Linked DNA regions of Mus musculus: region 2 is linked to region 1. The links are chromatin contacts, found by Hi-C in ENCODE. All regions are on one chromosome and are shown on one strand. The core of a region is the stretch at or near the end of the contact, and the rest is flanking DNA. Distances in the headings are between cores, read along the strand shown.

What was found. A loop is a pair of places that touch in the nucleus more often than their neighbours do.
Region 2: a map of T-helper 17 cell shows a loop between it and region 1 (4-fold over the local background). The contact joins the enhancer-like site here to the promoter of Ndufb1 in region 1. A Hi-C loop is called at or near these places in 2 of 37 maps with a recorded cell type or tissue (T-helper 17 cell and v-Abl transformed pro-B cells).

Annotation. Positions count from the first base shown.
Region 1 is chr12:101,973,258-101,977,292 of GRCm38, forward strand. It overlaps Ndufb1 (NADH:ubiquinone oxidoreductase subunit B1), which reads right to left and starts at 2,481. Exons shown (of 3, transcript NM_001378525.1): 1 at 2,403-2,481. Cpsf2 (cleavage and polyadenylation specific factor 2) reads left to right here and starts at 2,717. Exons shown (of 15, transcript NM_016856.3): 1 at 2,717-2,877.
Region 2 is chr12:103,342,156-103,346,242 of GRCm38, forward strand. It overlaps Asb2 (ankyrin repeat and SOCS box-containing 2), which reads right to left. Exons shown (of 10, transcript NM_023049.1): 2 at 3,501-3,777. The coding sequence starts at 3,706. It overlaps Gm15523 (predicted gene 15523), which reads left to right. Exons shown (of 4, transcript NR_166807.1): 2 at 2,364-2,448. Among named protein-coding and RNA genes, the nearest start is that of Gm15523, 7.3 kb to the left of the region's middle. Within about 2 kb of position 1,461, at least 1 of the 3 ENCODE cell types and tissues checked has a DNase peak (open chromatin) inside an H3K27ac peak, as active enhancers do.

The DNA.
Region 1 (4,035 bases), core at 1,231-3,730:
TAGAGCGAGGGTCTTGGTCATGGACCTAAATCCATAGAGCTTCATCTAGTGAGGACCAGGACAAGCTGCACTTCAGGTTTGGTGTGGGTGAGCTAAGAATGTTACCAATAGGACAGGGCCAACTAACTGCTTAAGGACTATACTCCTGGCGGGTGCTTATGAGAGCACATATTAATAGTCTCTTTTATTAACGTTTTGTACGTGTGTGTGTGTGTGTGTGTGTGTGTGTGTGTGTGTGTGCACGCGCGCGTGCCTGTGCATATGCGTACAGGAACCCAAGATGGCCAAAGGTATCACAGCCCTTTGGAACTGGAGTTGTGAGCCACCCAACATGTGAGCTGTGAGTGGAGAGCTGGGAACCAAACTCAGATCCTCTGGAAAGGCAGCAAGCACTGTGAACCCCTGAGCCCAGCCATCTCTCTAGCTCTAGGTGCCTTTCTGCATGTGGGGCCATAAGAAGAATTTTGTTTTTATTTCAGAAATAAAATATAGCATTATTGCTTTGCTTTTCAAGAGTGTTTCTTTGTAGCCCTGGCTGTCCTGGATCTCACAGGAATCTGCTTGCTTCTGCCTCCCCTGTGCACCACTGCCTGGTACTGTGGTATTTTTAAAAAAAGAATTGGGAGGCTGGGCAGTGGTGGTGCACTAAGAAGGCAGAAGCAGGAGGATCTCTGAGTTCAAGGCCAGCCTGGGCTACACAGAGAAACTGTGTCAAGAAAAAGAGGGGGGGGGAGGCAGACAGAAGGGGGTGAGAGAAGGAGGGAAGCAGCCTTGGCTTTGAAAAGCACACACCGTATCAGAGCCACACACTCTGTCTTGTCATTTATTTTTATTTTATTTTATTTTTTTAATTTTATTTTTTGGTTTTTCGAGACAGGATTTCTCTGTATAGCCCTGGCTGTCCTGGAACTCACTTTGTAGACCAGGCTGGCCTCGAACTCAGAAATCCGCCTGCCTCTGCCTCCCGAGTGCTGGGATTAAAGGCGTGTGCCACCATGCCCGGCTTGGTCATTTATTTTTTTAATATTAAAGTGATCCAATTTTTTTTTTTTTTTTGGGCAAGCTTTTAACAAGAACTGAATCTTTTGTTTGTTTGTTTTGTATTTGTTTTTTGAGACAGTCTTACTGTGAAGCTCTGGCTTACTATCCCTCTGCCTCATCCTCAAAAGTAGTTGGAGTTACAGATGTAGGCCACATGGACGAGGCGTTTCTGCGTCATAGCTAATTCATATACTCCTCACCACAGACTGCAGATTTAAGTAACCATGTCTCAAGATTGGGGCTTTTTTTTTTTTTCAGATGAAGAAATCCAAATTTAGTTGTGGCAAAGTAACTTGCTTTAAGTATAGGGTAAAGAGTCAGGATTAGCATAGTCCCCAGACAATCTGTATCCTGATCAGGCTTAAGCTCTTTTGTTCTACTCTCTCTCCTGTGTACGGAGGTAAACAGTTAAATAACTCCTCCTCTCTTTTCTTCTTTGCAGAGCCTCTCTCTCTCTCTCTCTCTCTCTCTCTCTCTCTCTCTCTCTCTCTCTCCATGTGTGTGTGTGTGAGACTTTTTAAAAACAAAAAACAACTAACCCCACATCCCACATATTTCTTAATATTTTTCTCTAACACAAGGTATTTCCCTTAAATACCACCTGCCTCTGCTTTCCAAGTGCTGGGATTAAAGTTTCTTTCCCTTTTCAAGAATAACAGACACTGCTGTGAGTCTTATTTTGCTGAGTCTTCTATCTGGATTCATGCTGGAAACATGTAGACTTTTTTTGTTGTTTTGTTTTTCAAGACAGGGGTTCTCTTTAAAGCCCTGGCTGCCCTGGAACTCACTCTGTAGACCAGCCTGGCCTTGAACTCAGAAATCCACCTGCCTCTGCTTTCCAAGTGCTGGGATTAAAGGCATGCGCCACCACCACTGCAGGCACATGTAGACTTTTTAAGAGATAATACCTTGTGTTGGACTGGACCCCACAGTTCTTTATAATTATTACAAAGTGTCACCTAAGATATGGAATGGATGGAGCAAAACCGAAACCGTTGAGATCATAACACGGACTGGAAACCAAGCAGAAAGCCTTGTTTTTAAAAGGCAAATGGCTACGTGCGGGTTTCACAATCAGGAGAGTTGGACGAGGAGACAGACGCCTGGGCGACCGCGCCCCGCTTCTGGATAGGAGCTGCATTCCCTATTGTGGGCTCAAGAGTCGGATCCTTGAGAACCCTTCCGAGTCCCCCGAGAGCCAGGCCATCAGATCGTCCCCAGAGCAGTCTTTGTAAAAGGCGTGGGGCGGGCAGCGCGCAGGGGTCACCGAAGGCGACCCTGTTTCCCCTCCATGCGAGCGTTCCCCAGAACCCTCCCGCCCGCATCACCACCACGGGTGGCGCCGGGGTCCCCAGACCCACCTTCAGCCTGGTGACAAGGCGACCAAGGACAGCCGCAGGGAGCTAGGCCACTGGCGCCGGCGGAAGCCGTGACCTAAGGAGCTGCCACTCGCCGCGCCAGCCCTGATGAGAGGGGGTGGCGTCGGCAAACCGGCGCTTCTCTCTCCCTTCTCACGCGCGAATCCCGTACATCTTAAGCTGTGAATGATCGCGACACGTTTTGAATAAGACGTGGATCCAGGCTGACAAGGTTTGCGAGCTTTTGCGCTGTCCTCTTCCCTGACCCGGTTCGTCACCACCCCTACAGATGGTGTCGCCCGGGTCGTCCCCGCCTCAGCCGCTCTGCTCAGGCCCAAGATGGCGGCCACCACACAGGGGCTCCTGCCGGCTGCTCTCCGCCGCTGAGCGCGCGCTAGCTCTGCTCGCTCTCCGACCTGCGTTCCACTAGGGGTTGGGAAGGGCGGCGGACGGTGCCGGGGGGAGATTGGCCTGGCAGGTGAGGACGGGAGACGGAAAGGAGCCTTCGGGTTGGGAGGAGGCCCTCAAGGGGATGGGTTCCCGCGTCGGCCCGGTGTCGCCCGGACGCGCTCCCGCGGTTTCGGTTGTGACAGTCTCCGTGGTTCCTGGAACAAGCGTTCCGCAAGGGGGAAGAGAAGTGACTTTTCCCCGGGCTGAAACCTCGGGGTGTTGGGGCGCGCCTATGCTTCCTCCTTGCCCTCCCTCCTGTCTAGTTCCTCTGAGCTTTCATCAGCTGGAGCTAAAAGTTAATCCGCGTCCAGCCTGGGCTCTTTCCCCTTGTACCGCCGTACTCCCCAAGCCTCCCCATCTCTGCCTTTCCCATCTTGGGCTCAGAGAACACGAGGCCAGCAGGTGCCTTCGTAGCTCCTTAATTCCAAAGACCCTTGAGAGGCTCATGCCACGCCTTGATAGAATTAACTTCTCTCGGCGCTACCACAATCACCACGTTTCCCAAGATCCCATTCCTAGTTTCCTTGCTTACGTACTTTTCAGGAAACCAGAAGTCAGGCCATATCCAGCCCCAGTACTCTGGCCCCTGTGACAAGGAGAACTTAAGCATCATCTATGCCTACTTTTCTACCCTTTAATTTTACGATTCCTTTGCCCCTTTCAAAGCCTTTCTTTACCTGAACGATTAAAGAGAGACTTCTCCCACTGTGAGCCCCAGGACTAGTCCAGATCCGTCTTTGCGTATTTCTCATTAGTTGACCTCAGCGTGAACGATCATTCTTGAGAAAGCAAGTATCTGGTATATATTCGAGATGAAGCAGAGGTAGTCGAAGTCACTGCCCTGGGGGAATTCCCGATATGGTGGGTTCAGTGCGTTCAGCACATTTATTTCTATTGCTTCGAGCACTGTGCTTGGTTTGGGAGATGCAAAGATGATCGCTTTTGGACACAATCATCATCCCTTGGCAAACACTCCTCCTGCCTCCTTTGTGCTAAGTAATGAAGCTTTACCTGGGGACAATGAAAAGCTTGCACCTGAGCCAGATCAAGAGGAATTTGCTAAGCCTGGGAGAACAAAGTTATTCCTGGGTGCAGAAGAGGGATTAAAAACTTGAGAAGGCTGAGCACTGTTGGGGAGATTTTTAACAAATCAAAAACTGGAAGAGTGGTTGGTGCAGACTGAAGG
Region 2 (4,087 bases), core at 211-2,710, 1.4 Mb after region 1:
AAGGGAACAATGTCCCCTAGTCCCCAACAAGTCCTGTCACTAGGAAGCTCTCAGGAGACTCTCCTAGCCCAACACAGAAGCTGCTCAGGGAAACTGAGGCAGTCATGAGGTTGGGGCCCCAGGAACTGCTCACCTAGGGAACAGGGGGAGTGAATGCAGGCTGCAGAGTGTAGGGAGGCTCCATCCTGCTTCACTGGATTTTTGCTAGAAGACTACATGTGGGGGGGAGGATGTCTGAGGGTATATAGCTGATGTTTTGCCAAGCTAGGACTTGGGTTCCATCCCCAGCACCAAGAGAGGAGGAGGAGGAAGAGGAGGAGGAGGAAGAGGAGGAGGAGCAGGAGGAGGAGGAGGAGGAGAAGAGAAGGAAAAGAAAGAGGAGGAGGATGAAGAAGAGAAGAAGAGAAGGAGGAGGATGAAGAGTAGGAGGAGGAGGAGAAGGAGGAGGAGGAGGAGGAGGAGGATGAAGAAGAGAAGAAGAGAAGGAGGAGGATGAAGAGTAGGAGGAGGAGGAGAAGGAGGAGGAGGAGGAGGAGGAGGAGGAAGAAGAGGAAGGAGGAGAAGAAGAAGAAGAAGAAGGAGAAGGAGAAGGAGAAGAGGAAGAGGAGGAGGAGGAGGAGGAGGAGGAGGAGAAGGAGAAGAAGAAGAAGAGGAGGAGGAGGAGGAGGAGGAGGAGGAGGAGGAGGAGGAGACACTTTGAGATGAGCAGCTTCAGCTATCGCCACTTTGGGAAGGGACACTAAGAAGCAGTCAGGTCAGGACTCACTGGGACGGGGTATCTAACCTGAAGTCATTGCCCATGCAGTAAACGACACAGAAAACACTTGAACCTCCAAAGCTACCTCCCTTCTCATGGCCCTTTGTCCTTCTCTCCACCCGTGCACTTGTTCACAAGCGGCCTTTGCCAGATGGTGAGGACTAGGCTTCCGAAAGCAGAGCAGGCATTTGAGAACCCGAATGAACGTCACAGGTCCCTGGCAGAAGCAAACAAGTAAGGCTTAGAGGTGACATCCAGGGGCATCCATGCAGGAGCCACCAGGACAGAGAGTAAATGGTTAGGGCAGGATTCACTGAGAAAGGGCTGGCTAACCTGAAACCCAGAGGATGACAAGGAGCCCCCTGGAGCCCATATGATGTCCTGTAGCCTGCTTGATAATATTGTAATACCCAAAGATGGAGATTCACGGGCTCTGAGGTCCTGTACACTCTCTAACTTCCAGTTCTGGTCATGAGTCTCAGGGATCCTAGACCTCTACTGGGGGGTGGAGGGTGGGGGTGGGATGGGGAGGGAGGGCAATGTAATGAGGCTAAAACCGGGTTCAAGTGGGGGAGAGTAAGAGGAAGCTTTTCTGCAGAATCAGCAGGACCTACAAACTGCCTGGCCTCAGGAGGGGCTCCTGAGTTTCGGAGGAGGCTGCAGGCGCTCAGCGATGTGTGGCTCCTGTAACAGTTCCATTGGTCTCTATCTAGTCCTCTCCTGAGAAAGAGGAACCTGCGCTTGACTTCAGCCGAACCAGCCAAAACAGGAACCGGATGAGCCAGGTCCCTGCACAGGGTTTCTGAGGCCCCAGTGGGATGTGGTCAGGGCTAGCTAGCTTACGAGCCTGAAGGCTTTGCTCTCTTCCCTACTGCCCAAGGAGCCTGTCTGACATTCCTGTGGAAAGGGCCTCTAAGAACAGGGTGCCCAGACCTTGGCCCAGCCCGTGGGATACAGGTTAACTGACAGCAGCAAGGAACAGTGTGACTTAGTGTAAGCATTGATGGTTGTCAACCTGGGGAGAGGGCTAAGATGGTTCATTTCCCACTTAAGAGTCACTTCTGCTGCGGCTAACCTTAGCAAAACCTGTACATTAAAGTTGTTAGACAAGGAAGCAGAAATTCTGAGGGAGTGGGCGACTTTCCCGAGGTCAAGGTCACATAGGGGTCACTGGCTGCTGGGAACGCTGAGATTTGAGGCCCATGGCCCACAGTCACATAGATCCCACCTGTTTCAGCAGCTTACTGTCCCCCTCACACCCCACCTCTAACACACACAACCTTGGCTGGGGGTGGGTGAGGGCAGTAAAAGCCTCTTCACAACGTATGTATTTCTTTCCCAAGCACATGAAGAGCAAATTACAAGCACCTTTCTGGCTGCCCCTGCAAAGACAGTGTCCCTAGATCAATCTTGCCCCACCTGGGAGCCACTGGCCACACGCAAATGTGAAATACACGGGATTTTAAGAGCTTGATAAGAGATAAACATGAGTGTGTGTGTGTGTGTGTGTGTGTGTGTGTGTGTGTGTGTGTGTGTGTCTCGAATGCCATGGTACCTAAGTGGAGGTTAAAGGACAACTTGTTGATTCCCTTCTTTCACCATATAGGTACCATGGCTCAAACTCAGCTCATTCGGCATGGAAGCAAGCAAAGTTACCCACTGAGCCTTCACGTAGCATTCTTACACTGGTGGTGAGTACAAATGATGATATTTAGAAATAAAAAATATATAAATTGTGTGTCATGCTTGTACATGCCTGTATATGCCTCAGCAACGAGGAGACCAAGGCAGCGAGATTCAAAGTTTGAGGCTAGCCTGGGCTTCACCATCAAGGTCCAGATCAGCTTGAGCTATGTAATTTGGCCTTGCCACAAAACATACGTTTTTATAAGATGATGTAAAACTTCACTTGTTTCTCCTACTACTCAAGTGGCACTGTGGGCTATGTCGATGGCTTTTCATGTGGCCTCAGGTCATACTGTTAGAAAGCCCAGCAGCTGGGTAGATGAGGTGGGAAGGGGAGAAGGGGAGGGGAGGGAGGGGGAGGCATGGAGAGCAGGCAGGATGAGGATGCCAGGCAGACTTCTTTTGCCTTACAGGTGTGTTTCCTGTAGACAGAGCTGGAAGCACTAGCCCCACTGAGCAACAGTCCCCTGCATCCAAGCATAAATCAGTCAGGCAAGGCCAAGCCTGGACTTTGGAGCTAGTCAGTTCCGAGTTCCTAGCCTTGTGACCCTGGGCCCATTAGTTGGCCTTAGGCTTCAGGTTCCTTATCATCGAGACCTTAGGGGTGTCCTTAAGAAAGTTCTTAAAAAACGAAAGCTCAGGGAGCCCGCCCTGAGAGAGCAGAAGTTCCACACTCGTGGAGTCAGCCAACTTCAGATCAAAAATATTTGAAAAACCCGTCTGTAGTGAGCGGTACAGACCGTCTTTCTTGTTGGCTGTAATGTTGTTAGTCATGTGTCATTTGTATTTATAATAAAAATTGACCTAGTGGTGAGTTAGAACACTTAGTGGGATTACATAAGCTATAAGCAAATACTGTATCTTATGTGAAAGACTTGGGCCACAGGCGTCCTGGATCCCATCCCACTGTGACCCCAAACAGTGACGTTAGATGACAAATGCAGGCTGCTAAGGCGTCAGAGACCAGGGTATTTTGATTCAGGATGAAGAGCCCGGGGCATATGAAGCTTGAGGTGCCCAGGGGTGCATGTACCCTCCATAGCTTTCCCTCACTTACCTGGTCCATGGGTGGAAATGTCCTGGCTGGTGGTTGGTCTGAGAGGACGCGGAGGCCTCAGCAGGGGTCGGGCCCCGAGTCTTGTCTGCCAGGCTCTGCTCGATGGCCATCTGGAGCAGCTCCTCCTCGCTCAGGCTGCTGTATAGGCTGTATTCCTCATGTCCGATGGCACGTTGTCTGCCCCGAGTGGAGATCTCAGTCGCCATCTCGGCCACCTCTCCTCCAGCTTCCAGAAGAGGGACTCAGCAGTAGCCAGCACACAGCAGGTGACAAATCCCTGTGAGGAAACCGAACCCTCAGTCACCGAGTGTTTCACAAGGCAGCCATGTTTGCCCACAGGGCAGACTGTGCGGTTGGACATTGTTAAACATGTGCGTGTGTGCTTGCGGGTTAGTATGTACACCTGACTGTGGATGCACCTGAAGGCCAGATGGTGACAGATCTCCGGCAAGTAGATTTACAGGTGGTTGTGGGCCACCTGATATGGGTGTTAGGAACCAACCTGGGTCTTCTGCATGAGTAGCAAGTGTTCTTAACCACTGAACCATCTCTCCAGCTCACTCTTTTTTTTTAATTCATTCATTTGG